2 separate regions of the Homo sapiens genome follow, and region 2 is linked to region 1. A link is a contact called in ENCODE Hi-C or POLR2A ChIA-PET data. All regions are on one chromosome and are shown on one strand. The core of a region is the stretch at or near the end of the contact, and the rest is flanking DNA. Distances in the headings are between cores, read along the strand shown.

What was found. A loop is a pair of places that touch in the nucleus more often than their neighbours do. ChIA-PET counts read pairs that join two places held with the same protein, here RNA polymerase II (POLR2A). Pooled maps may share reads with other maps.
Region 2: a loop to region 1 is called in a map of MCF 10A, with 2.3 times the contacts of the local background. The contact joins two enhancer-like sites. A Hi-C loop is called at or near these places in 1 of 168 maps with a recorded cell type or tissue (MCF 10A) and 4 of 50 pooled maps. POLR2A ChIA-PET finds 5 or more read pairs at or near these places in 1 of 52 experiments (WTC11).

The regions. Positions count from the first base shown.
Region 1 is chr3:78,725,282-78,731,722 of GRCh38, forward strand. All of the region lies in intron 5 of ROBO1 (roundabout guidance receptor 1), which reads right to left. Among named protein-coding and RNA genes, the nearest start is that of LINC02077, 680 kb to the left of the region's middle. Within about 2 kb of position 3,775, at least 3 of the 41 ENCODE cell types and tissues checked have a DNase peak (open chromatin) inside an H3K27ac peak, as active enhancers do.
Region 2 is chr3:78,966,116-78,972,556 of GRCh38, forward strand. All of the region lies in intron 3 of ROBO1 (roundabout guidance receptor 1), which reads right to left. Among named protein-coding and RNA genes, the nearest start is that of MIR3923, 540 kb to the right of the region's middle. Within about 2 kb of position 3,481, at least 3 of the 41 ENCODE cell types and tissues checked have a DNase peak (open chromatin) inside an H3K27ac peak, as active enhancers do.

The sequences.
Region 1 (6,441 bases), core at 2,525-5,024:
AAGAGACAGAGAGGAGAGAGGAAAAGAAGATAAAGAATTTTAAAGTTTCAAATATATTTAAACTTCCTATTTTTCTTTGTAATAGTCTCAGGTTAAAAAAAATGTTTTAGAGATGTCAAAATGTAAAAATTCTTGATGTGTTTAATACATATGATTTTTATATATCAGGAATTTTCCCTGTAAAAAACTAGAAATGACTACTTTTTTTAGGGGTAAAGACTTCTCTGAGCAGTAGGAAATCCTGCCTTCATCTCCTTTACTGAATTGCTTACTGAATAATTATAGAGAATAATCAGGTTTAAGATGTAGCTTTTCTACCAAAAGTGGAGAAAACCACTTTATGTCTCTGGTTAGCATGGAAAAACTAGCATCAGTATTCTTATTTCCAGAATACAAGAAACAAAATTTAACTTTGCACACAAAGAAATATACTGCCTTTAAAAAAGTAAATTCAGTAAACTTTTTTTGTTCAGTTCCCTTTTAAAACATAAATTCATAAGTTTTTTGATTGGGTTATCCGAGAGTACACAGCTTACCCTGAAATCAGTGCTCACAATCAGAAATAAAGATGAACTTAAAATGAACTCCTTGTGATGTCTTCATTTTCTACCCTAAAGCAAGTCAGATGATTTGCAGTATCTGTTACACAGGAATTTTTTTTTTTTTTCAGACATCACCCCCACAATGTTATCCATACACCTCTAGGTTAACACAGTGAACAGACTGGAGCTAATTAACTAGTTTGGCTACACAAATTCTTTTCTGCTTTTAATTACATTAACCTAATGTGACTTGAATTCAACAGACCAAAAACAAAACCGCTAATTATATTAAGGGCTTCAAAGATGATTTCAAATTGCTAACCACCAAACTGTCATAGAATTTATCTCATTTCCTTTAATATATTTTACATGCAAAATCTGTGCTTTACTAAAAATACTATTTAAAAATACATCAAAACAATGAATAATAGAATATTGATTATAATGCTAAAAGAGAAATATGTTTCAACTAATACAGATAAGACACACATAGGCATCATCATACCAATAAGAAATTATGCAGTACTAAATTTTTACAATTTTCTAAAAGATTAAAGGTTTGAAAATATTGATTTACAGTAGTAAGGGCTTGACGAGTGGGATTCACATGAAGAATGAAGTTGTCTAAAGCACCTGAGTTTAGAAATTATTTTTTCAGAAAAAAACTTGATTCTTTACCACCAACCCGTTTTCATACTATTTTGCAAATTAAGTGAGATGAGAGGTTTTGAATGATAGTCTAGCGTATCATCCTTAAACAATTCACCACTAACTCTCCTTGAGCAGAATATCTCTTCATAGAAATGCTGTCAATTCTGCCTGGATCTTTGACCTAGAGAATAGAGAGCAAGCTGTTGTGAACTACAGATGTGCCTGGCGTGGCTTCTTAACAACAATGAGATGCAGGTAACCCAGATGGCCAGTCATAGCCCCCAGACATTCCCCTTGGTGAAATCAGCTGCAGTACAGTTTTAGATGATCCCTAAGGACTCCTTTCAACAGAAACATTTGAAGAAGAGTCACAACAATAACGGCTTTTCTTTCTTTAAATTTTGGCATCAAATTAGTAACAACAACAACAACAACAGTAACAATCCAGAAAAAATAACTTGTTTGAGGAGGGTGCAGAGAATAGGAGGAGGTAAAGTAATACCCATTACTTTCCAATCTGGCTACAAGAATAATATCAGCCTTTAATGTTAGACAGTTCAGATTAAAACATTCATATTTTCTAATGCATGCCATCCTATTTTTCAAAAATAATCATGCTTTATTGCCTTCTAATTAAGCAAAAACATTGCTAGTACCATAATTATTTTGTACAAATGACAGACAAAGAATTGGATAATCAATCCCAAAAGTATCATAGTAACATAAAAATATATAATCAAGTAAAATAATTCATATAATTCAGATATTATATAATATAAAAGAAAATACAGTATTTCTTATTTTATAATATTTCCTTGTCATAGTCCCAGGTAGGTAGTGCAAAAAGAATACTTTAAAAAACTACATCTCGGCCGGGCGCGGTGGCTCATGCCTGTAATCCCAGCACTCTGGGAGGCCGAGGCGGGCGGATCACAAGGTCAGGAGATTGAGACCATCCTGGCTAACACGGTGAAACCCTGTCTCCACTAAAAATACAAAAAATTATCCGGGCGTGGTGGCGGCACCTGTAGTCCCAGCTACTCGGGAGGCTGAGGCAGGAGAATGGCGTGAACCCAGGAGGCGGAGCTTGCAGTGAGCCGAGATCGAACCACTGTACTCCAGCCTGGGCGACAGAGCGAGACTCCGTCTCAGAAAAAAACTACATCTCTTATTAAATAATTTCATGTTTTTGTTAACTATGGTTTAATTATATTTCTGAACATACACATTAATAATTTTGTCTTTAAGACCTACATTTTAATGTAGTTAGCTATCAGATAAAAATGTAAATTGTTCATAAATCGATTCAAAACCATCACCATCAAAAATCATTGATAGAGAGAAACTTATATTTACTGATCTAGTGACCAATACTTCTAAGTGTAAGAACAAATTTCAAGAAATTCATTTTTATATATTCTATAAACATGTATATTTTATATATTTATTTGTACTAATCTCACAAAATAATTTTAAAATTCTATGTATTTATGACAAAATGATTTTATATTTAAATATCAAAGCAAATATTTTATTTTAGATTAAATAAACAATAAACCTCAGCCAAATCACAGTTCTTCTTGGTTAGCAAAGTTTATTAAAGATTTTTTGATCTTTCTATTTTTTATAAAAGCTATTGATTCTTGCTTCATTTTCCCAAAATTTCTTACCTCCCTCTATTCCTATTTTCTTCTGGTTCACAGAGCCCTAAAAGAGAGAGAAAGGGGAAGGAGGAGGAGAAGGAAAAGGAGGAAGGAGAAATGCATTATTTTAATTATTTCCCACTCGAGTCTCTTGATTAGATATGATCTGGTTTCATGCTGTGCGTTCACAGGCTGTCGGGTAAACTTGTCTTTAACTCAAGACCAGTCCAATATGAACTCATAACACAAAATGACAGCACTGTACCCCAAGATGGATGAAACTAAGGAAAACAGATTGTATACCAATATTCATAAGATTTTGTTTTTTCTTCTAGGTTATAAAAAAAAAAAACCCAGATTAGTCAGCTTTCAATTAAACTGTAAAAAGTACCTAGATTTTACAAATTATTCACTAGTCTATTCTCAAGTGAAGGGTATTTCATCATTTACAGCCTACTCAAAGTGTAAATAATGTTCCTGGGGTTTGCACAAAAAATGTTTTATATAACAAAAGGACACCGGGGCAAGTACACACACATTGTAAAGAAAATATGAGAATGATAAATTGAAAGCAATCAAATGACCATTCTAAAAATTCCTGGTGACATAAAAAAGGACAGCATTGCATGAAGAAAAGCCATAACTTGTTTCAGGTCTTTCAACTACTCTCTTAGGAGTGGAATTGAGAGGAAAAATAGGCAATTAGGATCTCTCCATTGGCGTCCCATATTTGCCTGGGCTACATACACACAAGAGAACATGATCCCGTTTCATTTGTTTCCTGGTACACTTTACAATACCATTTGAAAACCAACATGAATTCAGCCAGGAGTTTAAACACACTTGATCATCAGAGAGAAGCAACAAGAGACTTATGCAGAAAAAGCAATTATCCCAGTGGGAACACGTGGCTCTTTGCACAGCTTGGTGAGCTGCCAGCTGAGAACACAGGCCTGGGAGAGTCCCCGCCTAGGACTCTGGCAGCTGCACTTCTCTGCTATTTCCATTTCTCCTCCTAAATTTCTCATTTCTTCCTCATAACAATTGATAAATTGGTAGTTGGCTGTTTGCTGCTGCAGAAGCACACCTATGATAATTTGATTATAGACTACATCAGGAAGAGCTGTGTTGCTAATTGCACGTAAGTGGGAGCCACCCTGCAGACAGACATAGTTAAAGGAAAGGATGATTTTCTTTGTGAAAGTATAAATTAGTATCTTGCTCTCTATCCAATGTATATCACCAGAGATCCTTTTCATGATTCCTAATTTTAATAAGTAATAATAGAAAGAAGTAACACAGCCCTCTTTAAACACAACAATTTTGCTTGCTTAGGTGTAGCTCAAAGACAATATGAAGCCTTGGGTATGGCATTTTTCTGCTGGACACCCATTTTCCTGGGCTAGACAGAGGTACGTAGCCTAAAGCAATCAACCAGGAAAGCCCCTTCTAATTTATAGTATTAACCAGGAACAGACAACTGCTGAGTGCTGATGAAATGGAGAGCAGATGAAACAGTGAAGGCTTTTTAGCAGATTTCCCCAGGTGTCTGGTTCCCAAATTATTAAGACTAGAACCCCAAAGTGAATCCTATAAAAGGAGGCAATATAAAGAGTGGTTTTAGCCTTTGCTAGCTATCTTCTAAAAGTAAGAAAGCTAATTGATTTTTACCTCTATGAAAATTCTAGGTAGATTACATGGTAGCATTCAGCCTTAATATGAAAAATTGATTTAGCTTATAGCTATTAAAGTTAATGTATTATTTCCTTCACAGGTCTCATGAAACAGTGTCCTGCTGTTTTAAAGGTAAAAAACAAAGTCTTATGGGCAATTTTCACTTTCCCACAAAACCAGGTTTGCTTTTTATCACCTCTTCCAACCATCTGGCTCTAATTCTGAATTTACATACAGTCACAGCTAAGACAGCCTGAAATAAAAATCTACAAGGGAATTATGACTATACTCTAGAAATAAAGATGACAAATGTTCATAGTATTTGAGGGGAGAAAAGCTTATTTTCAAACTCTTGGCTCTTTTGAATTACAAGTACACCAGCTGAAAATACTTTGCCAACAGTAAATCCCTTTTCCTCTCTCTGGGTTCTTATACTTAGCTCTATAGTTTGGTCCAGTGTGAGAAATTCCCTCACTACCAAATGCTTGCTAAGATAAAGCCTTTTCCAGAGACCACGTATAACTTGTTACCCTTGAAATTTACATTGACTTACATTCTGTAGAAGACTCATAACCATGGCAAAGTCAAATCAAGGTTGGGTATGCAAGGGATTCCTTGATATAGATTGACCAATTTTACTTTACAGAAATGCATTTTTTATTCAAAAATATAAACAGCATTTAATATTACTAATTAAGATTCTACAGAAGAAGAAATATTCCTAAAATAGCTACAAATTGAAGTAAACACTCACACACATTCTGTGGTATTTTAATCCCAAAGAGTCAAAGGAGAAAAAGAAGAGCTTGCAAGTGACAAGCTTAATTGATTAATCAGAAGTTAGGGCTCATCAGACCAGGGTAAGAGATTCAATATCCATATGGCCAGTTGCTTCACCCTCCTTTGTTGAACACGAGATTATGCTAGAATGTAGCTCACTCACTTGGCAAATTTGTGCCTCATTTCCTATGGAAAACACGTTCAAAACATAAATAAATCCCATATCTTCCAACAATACACATGTTAACATGAATTAAAATATTTCTACATACATCCTTAGAGGAAGCAAGTAGGCTAATTCTTCAATGTGAGGAAGAAAATACGACCTTAGAAAGACAGGTCTGACCTAGCGCTTAAAAAGGAGCTTTCTGGTGGGCTACATTAAACTTCAAAATTATCAATAGGTACTTTTGCTATTTCCTGAGAACTAATAATTAACTCATGGACAAATAAGAAATAAAAATAAACTCATCCTGACCATTTCTATTTCTATAGTTATTGGTGAAAACAAAATAAAAGAGAAAATGATCTGTGTAAAGAGTATTGTAAAAACTGTTTGGAGGGATATTTATTTGGAATGTTCTTTCTTAGTCATAAATGGTTCCATTCCATAGCCAAGACAAAAGCATGCTGAACAGAAAATGTAATACAAACGGTATTAATTGTAATAAGGGATATGAGTGTTTTATATGGCTTCTAACCTACGTCTAGGATATACTGTTGGAACTTTGAGCTGAAAAATCAGAATCTTGTGCATCCTAGGTTGCTTCCATATAAACCGATCTTAAGAGTTCCAGCATTTAGGGATGGGAAAGCCTGCACTAGAAGTTATATCAGTCAGTGTGAAGATTAAAGAACAAAGTAAAATCAATGAAAAAAGCTTGATCTGACATTTCCTGCCTTTCTTCTGCATAGAATATATGTTCTGTGATGGCAAAAACTTTCTCCTAGTTTTAACATTTAAAAACACAGCACTTACATAGAAAGTACACTATCAGAATTGTTCACAATCTAAGAGATTGGACATACAGAATTCTTATGATTTCAGTCATCTCTTCTGAAAAAAAATGCTGAATATCTTCAAATTTATGTGAAAAGCACACTATTTTATACTGCATTATAGCAGACAAATTCAAATTCTGACCACTCCA
Region 2 (6,441 bases), core at 2,231-4,730, 240 kb after region 1:
TAGGTTGTGCTCTTCTTATGAGAGTCTAATGCCTGATGATCTGAGATTGGAGGTGGAATAGCTGCACTCCAAAACCATTCCCTGCCCCTCTCTGTCTGTGGAAAAATTGTCTTCTAAGAAACAAGTCCCTGGTGCCAAAAAGGCTGGGGACCTCTGTGTTAGACAACATTTTCTAACCTATGGTTAAGTGAAAATAAACGCAATGGGGGAAATCCCAATCTGTAGCAACAGCTTTTCAACACTGGTATACATTACAATGAAAATCTTAATTTGTATCTACTGATATTTAACTGCTTGGTACATCACAGTCGACGAGAGAGGTCGGGACTGCTAATAATTCAGATGTCAGAGAAGCCCACTTCTGATCTACTAAACTAAATCTCTTAGTGATGTAATTTAACAAGTACCAGAGGTAATTCCAAGGCACATTAAAGTTTGAGAACACCTGATTTCTTTCGCTTACAATCCAAAGTTAAGTCACTGGTTTTCTCTAACAGGAAATAGGTATTTGTACTGCTTAACTATTGAATTCTAATATTAAAACATATTGCTTTAATTTAAATACAATTGGCACCTCTTAATCAACATTTCTTATAGAGCTCCATCTCCTTAGAAATGACTGGAAAATAAATTATTTCACATTTTAAATACCACTAAGTATCAATTAATTTCCCTGGACAAATGCTACACTTCATCAGATCTGGTCTCTCTGTAGATCCCACAGTAAATGAATTATCTGCTTTAATTATAGCACACAACTCTTTCTTCAGTCCTACAGCTTTAAACCCATATCCTAATATTTGGTTACATATATCTATGTGACATTATTCTGATTCTCAATTTCCTCATCTGTAAATGAAATAAAACTGGAATGAAAACTCCTACCTCACAGGATTGTTACAACAGCCAAATGTAACGTACCTAGCAGAGTGTCTGGCACATATGTAATAAATGCTAGGTATCCAGTTTCCTTCCTTTTCCTAGTGACTGTTTTTCTATTTATTTCCCTTTTAATATACTCCATCTGTCAATACTGTTGATGGCTGCCTGAAATCACTTAACTCTTACTTGCAGGTTCAGGGCCAGAGGAGCCCTAGAGCACTGCTTCCCTCGGCAAGGGAAATATAAGGACATGTGACTCACTGGCTTCTCATCAAGTCAGTCCTGTAAGGCAGTTCTGTTATGACCTGGCCATGCTTTCCCACCTCCCCACCCCCACCCCATCCTTGAAGCTAAGCTATTGTTTTATCACTCCAAGCCAACCCCTATTCCTACAATTCCAAGCCAAGCCTAGTTCCTGTAACTAAAATCTAACTTCCCTCCTTCCAAAACCTTATTTTGAGGTTTTGCCTCACATCCATCTAACACTCCCCATTTCACTTTCTCCAAGAGAGAAAGAAACTGGGCACTGAAGTCTTCCCGAATTTAGACTGAACTTGGGAGTAGGAGACATACAGCATTAGATGTATCTTGTTAAAAACCTTTTTGTTTCTAACAAGCAATCATGACCCTCCTTCATTATTTGTGGAGTTCTATAGCTGTAGGGCCGGTCCCTTATTTTTAGTATTTTTTAATTTTAAAATGTTAATCCCTTGTATAAATACCAACAATCTAAAAAGATCCATAAATCTAATAAAAATATTTCAACATTATATACAGCAAAATGATTTATTTAACTTATAAGAAAAGATGGATAACTAGTCTTAAATTAGGGTGAAATTAAATGGTATCTTTAAAAAAAGAAAGGCAAAGAGAAATATTTTCAAACTGGCTATATAGTTAAGGTCATAATTCTCCTGAGGTTTACTTGCTCTCATCTTCCAAAGGTGAACACATCATAAACTTGCAAGTCATTTTGAGATTAGAACGGCAAACAAATAAATGTTTTCATTTCAGTTTAAGAAACTATGAGTGGAGGGAAATCAATCTTTCATCTTAAACACAGTTTATTTTTAAAGTTCTGTTACAGAAGTATCAAAAGATCTGCAAGTTTTATTTGTTATCTCATTGGAGAGGGCATGGAATTTAATTTTAAAGATAAACCACTTTTCTATGTCAATTTTATAAGGACCTTGAATGCTAACAAAACACTCAGGTGGGAGCCACAGGAGTCATGAAATGGAAAACATGTCACTTTATAGGAACTGTATAGATTCTTTTTTTTTTTTTTTTTTTTTAAGGCAGAGTCTCACTCTGTCTCCCAGGCTGGAATGCAGTGGTGCGATCTTGGCTCACTGCAACCTCTGCTTCCCAGGTTCAACCAATTCTCCTCCCGAATAGCTGGGATTATAGGTGTGCGCCACTCACATGGTGAAATTAGCAAGCCCAGCTACTTTCACCATGATGGGGATGGGGTTTCACCATGTTGGCCAGGCTGGTCTCGAACTCCTGACCTCAAGTGAGCTGCCTACCTGGGCTTCTCAAAGTGCTAAGATTACAGATATTCTTAAATAAAATAGATATTTTAAAATGATCAACTCTTTGGTCTCCAAAAAGAAAAAAAAAAGGCAGTAAGAAGAAATTAAAGAATCAAATTTGGCCAAATTTCACTCAGTCTTCTTTCTTTCTTTTTTAGGAGTTGTTTCTAGGTCAATTCAATAACAATACAAATAAGAAAGTATAAGTTTTTGTATTCTACAAGGTGCAATGCATCCTTCTTGGCTGACAAATAGGTTTCATTCAAATAATATACCAGTAAATTTTGTATTACATTTCATTACTGGTAAGGTTAAAAGATGAATTTTATAACAGGCACAAATAGGCACCAGTGTTTTCTGTATTTTATCTTAATGAATCTCCATGATATTCCTATTTTTAAATATTTACAGATGGTTAGAAAGGAAGGCTCAAAATAGTTAAGTACTTTGTCTGAGGTCTAATTTTTAGTAAATAACTTGTCTGTCTCATCCTACTCCAGTAAGCTGAAATCATCTGATTTTTGTGAAGCTGAAGTATATATGAGTGGATCCCAAAACCTTATTGCATAAGCATTGCTCCATAAACTAATAAACTACTCTTTGGAAAACAACGCTTTTTCCCTTAAATATAAGAAGATAGTTATAATTGATAAAATATATGGTTTATTTTTAAAATTACTAAATTCCTAGAAGCTCTGTTTCTCCAAGTCAAATGGCTGCTAAACCTATAACTACTATCAACATGGAAGCTCAAATATTAAAATCAGGTCCCTACATTCATAAAGGATGAAGGTGAATGTGGTAGAAGACAGCACTACAAGTCTACAAACAAAAAGAATACTTAACTTCCATTTCCTTTTCCTAGTAACTATTTTGAATCACATATTAGTTACATTGCTAATCACTTGACACAGAATGTTGGAAACATGATAGCAGAGTAAGGTTGACAATAACATATTTTATCCTGACTCTAGATCAGGGTATTTGAAAATGACTATAATCTTAGTAGAATCAAATAAATCTATGGTGAACTCCACTTCCTGGGCATTCTTAGTCAATCTGCTTGGGAAGTTCAGTATCATCTGAGTACGCCTACTCAATGCTGCATGTGTTGCACTGAAACAGCAGCCTATTGTGACGTGTCTGGCAGAGCCACATGTGGAGATTTTAATCCCTCACATTTTCTGAAGTTTGACTTTCAAAAAACCCAGAAGCCAAACATATGAAAAGGATTATTTTATACAAAAATCATATGGACACAAACTTAATTTTCCATTGCACATCAAACTAAAAATAAACAATAATTGAAGAACCTGGTTTTTGCAGACAGTTAAATTACTTTATTATTAAATGTTGCTAAATACTCAGTGAGTTACGACTGAAACATATTTCACACAAAAACAAAAAGATAGATAAAAATTATTCTCATTTGAAACTTTGGCAGTTTTAAAATATAATCTTTTTGGATACATAGGGGAAAGAGAATGACCTACAAATGGTTATTGTGCCAGTTTATATTTTAGAGCACATTTTATTTCTTAAAATGAGAGGACAGAGGAGCCAAAGACTCATTAAAGGTGAAGAAAAAGAGAAAAAGTAAACTTACAATAATTACTTCAAGAGAATATATTTTTCATTATATTGATTTTGAATATATTAAATACTTTTCAAATGAATGATTTCCCAGCACTGATGATTCTGTAGGACTGATAATAATATTTACTTCACAGATTAAATAATTTAGAAAAAATTACTCAACTAGGTAATATATGTTCACATAACGATGTCTCCTTTCTGTTTTCCTTCTTTGATGCTGGCTAAACAGACCAAAATAATTTCTGATTTAGAATAATACTACACTGCAGGGTGATATAAACAGCTCTTTTATCACAGGCGTCCAACCTTCAAACAGTGAACTATATCTACCCCTACCATATTTTAAGGTACTTTAAAGTGAGATTTTATTTACATGTTTTAGAAACTAAAATCATAATTGTTGTTTAACTATCACTTCCCCAAATCTGAAAAATAAATAGGTTAAGAAGTTCTGAATTCAAATGACTTGTCCAGGGATTTTAATATTAAAATAATCTATAACCTAAACTAACCATAATAGTAGAATAATTAACTATTAAAATGACAAAAAAATCTTTGCAGAGGTAATAAGGAAATCATCTTCCAGAACAATTATAATTTATCCCATTTAATTCACAAGAAATGGATGCTTTTATCATCCCATTTACCATAGGGATATGGGTAATAATACAGTCAAGTGACTCACCCAAGTTTATTCAGTCAGTTAGTAATAGGGCTACGATTTCAATCTAGGTCATTTGATAGCAAAGCTCTTCTCACCATAGTTGATATCTCTGAGTGTTTATTGTTAGTATAGATTGCAAAAAAAAAAAAAGTCACTGTATCCTCATATGTGGCAACAACAGAATTAAGAGTACAAAGAATATACACATACAATACTAGAATACACATATGACAGTGTACTAGAATACACAAAAGCAGTTTCTTAGATTTGGTTCAGAGTAGAATCACTGGGGAAATTCCTATTAAAAATGTCCAGGGGCCAGCTGTGGGTGGCTCATGCCCATAATCCCAGCACTTTGGGAGGCTGAGGTAGGTGGATTGCTTGAGGTCAGGAGTTTGAGACCAACCTGGCCAACATTGTGAAACCTTCTCTAAAAAAATACAAAAATGAGCCAGGCATGGTGGTGGGCATCTGTAGTCCCAGTTACTCGGGAGGCTGAGGCAGGAGGATCACCTAAGCCCGGGAGGCGGAGGTTGCAGACAGCCAAGACTGTGCCACTGCACTGCACTCCAGCCTGGGTGTCCTAGCAAGACCCTGTCTCAAAAAAAGAAGTGTCCAGGACTCAACCCAGGGATTCTGATTTGGTAGGTCTAAAGTGTGGCTCCAACTATGTTCATTCACCAGACTATAACCTAAAAAAATGACTGAGAACTGCTGATACACAGAAAAGGAGGTCTTGCTACAGGAAAATGGGTTACCCTCAAAAGAATAAAATGGGTAAAGTGGCCAGGCCAACCATACTGCTCAACCCAGGAACCCTGATATACCTCTAACCTGCCTAACACAAAACCAAAACGTTTAGAGATCTAATGGACAAATAAAAGAGCTTCTATGCAATAGTATGAGTTAGATAAAAAATCAAATACTTTGTACTGACATCTTTTAAATATTTTTTTTGTTGTTGTTGTTGTTGTTTGTTTGTTTGTTTGTTTTGACAGAGTCTTGCACTGTCACCCAAGTTGGAGTGCACTGGTGCCATCTTGGCTCACTACAACCTTCGCCTCCTGGGCTCAAGCAATTTTCCTGCCTCAATCTCCAGAGCAGCTGGGATTACAGGCGCCCGCCACCATGCCCACTTAATATTTTTGTATTTTTAGTAGAGAGGTGGTTTCACTATGTTGGCCAGGCTGGTCTCGAACTCCTGACCTTGTGATCTGCCCACCTCGGCCTCCCAAAGTGCTGGGATTACAGGCGTGAGCCGCCGCGCCCGGCCTTAAATCTTTTAAAATATCTCAAAAGTTAATTAAACACATTCCTTATAAATAGTCATAACAAGGAACATAGCCATTGGTCATATGAGTTAATTCTCACACAGATGACTACAGTCCACAGTGTAATTTTATAAATTCCTTTTACTTCTTGCATGAACAAAGGGCTTAGTTTGAGTATTTTCCAAGAAGTGTCAAAGGCAAACCTTTGAAGGTCTATTAAACAAACAGGACAGTTCTTTCAACATCTGTGCTTTGAAAACCAGGTCAACGCTACATAGTATAATCATAACATCATACCTTTCACAAACATGAAAAATGGATCCACGGATTTACCTTAAAATAGCTCTAGAATTTTTCATTTTGAGAATTTGATGATATAATATTATGACAATGATATTACAATTTGAAAACAAACAATGTACACAACTCTGGTCAGGGCTGTACTAACTAGAGTTGTATTATAAGCTCACTAACATATAAAGAAATTAGACAG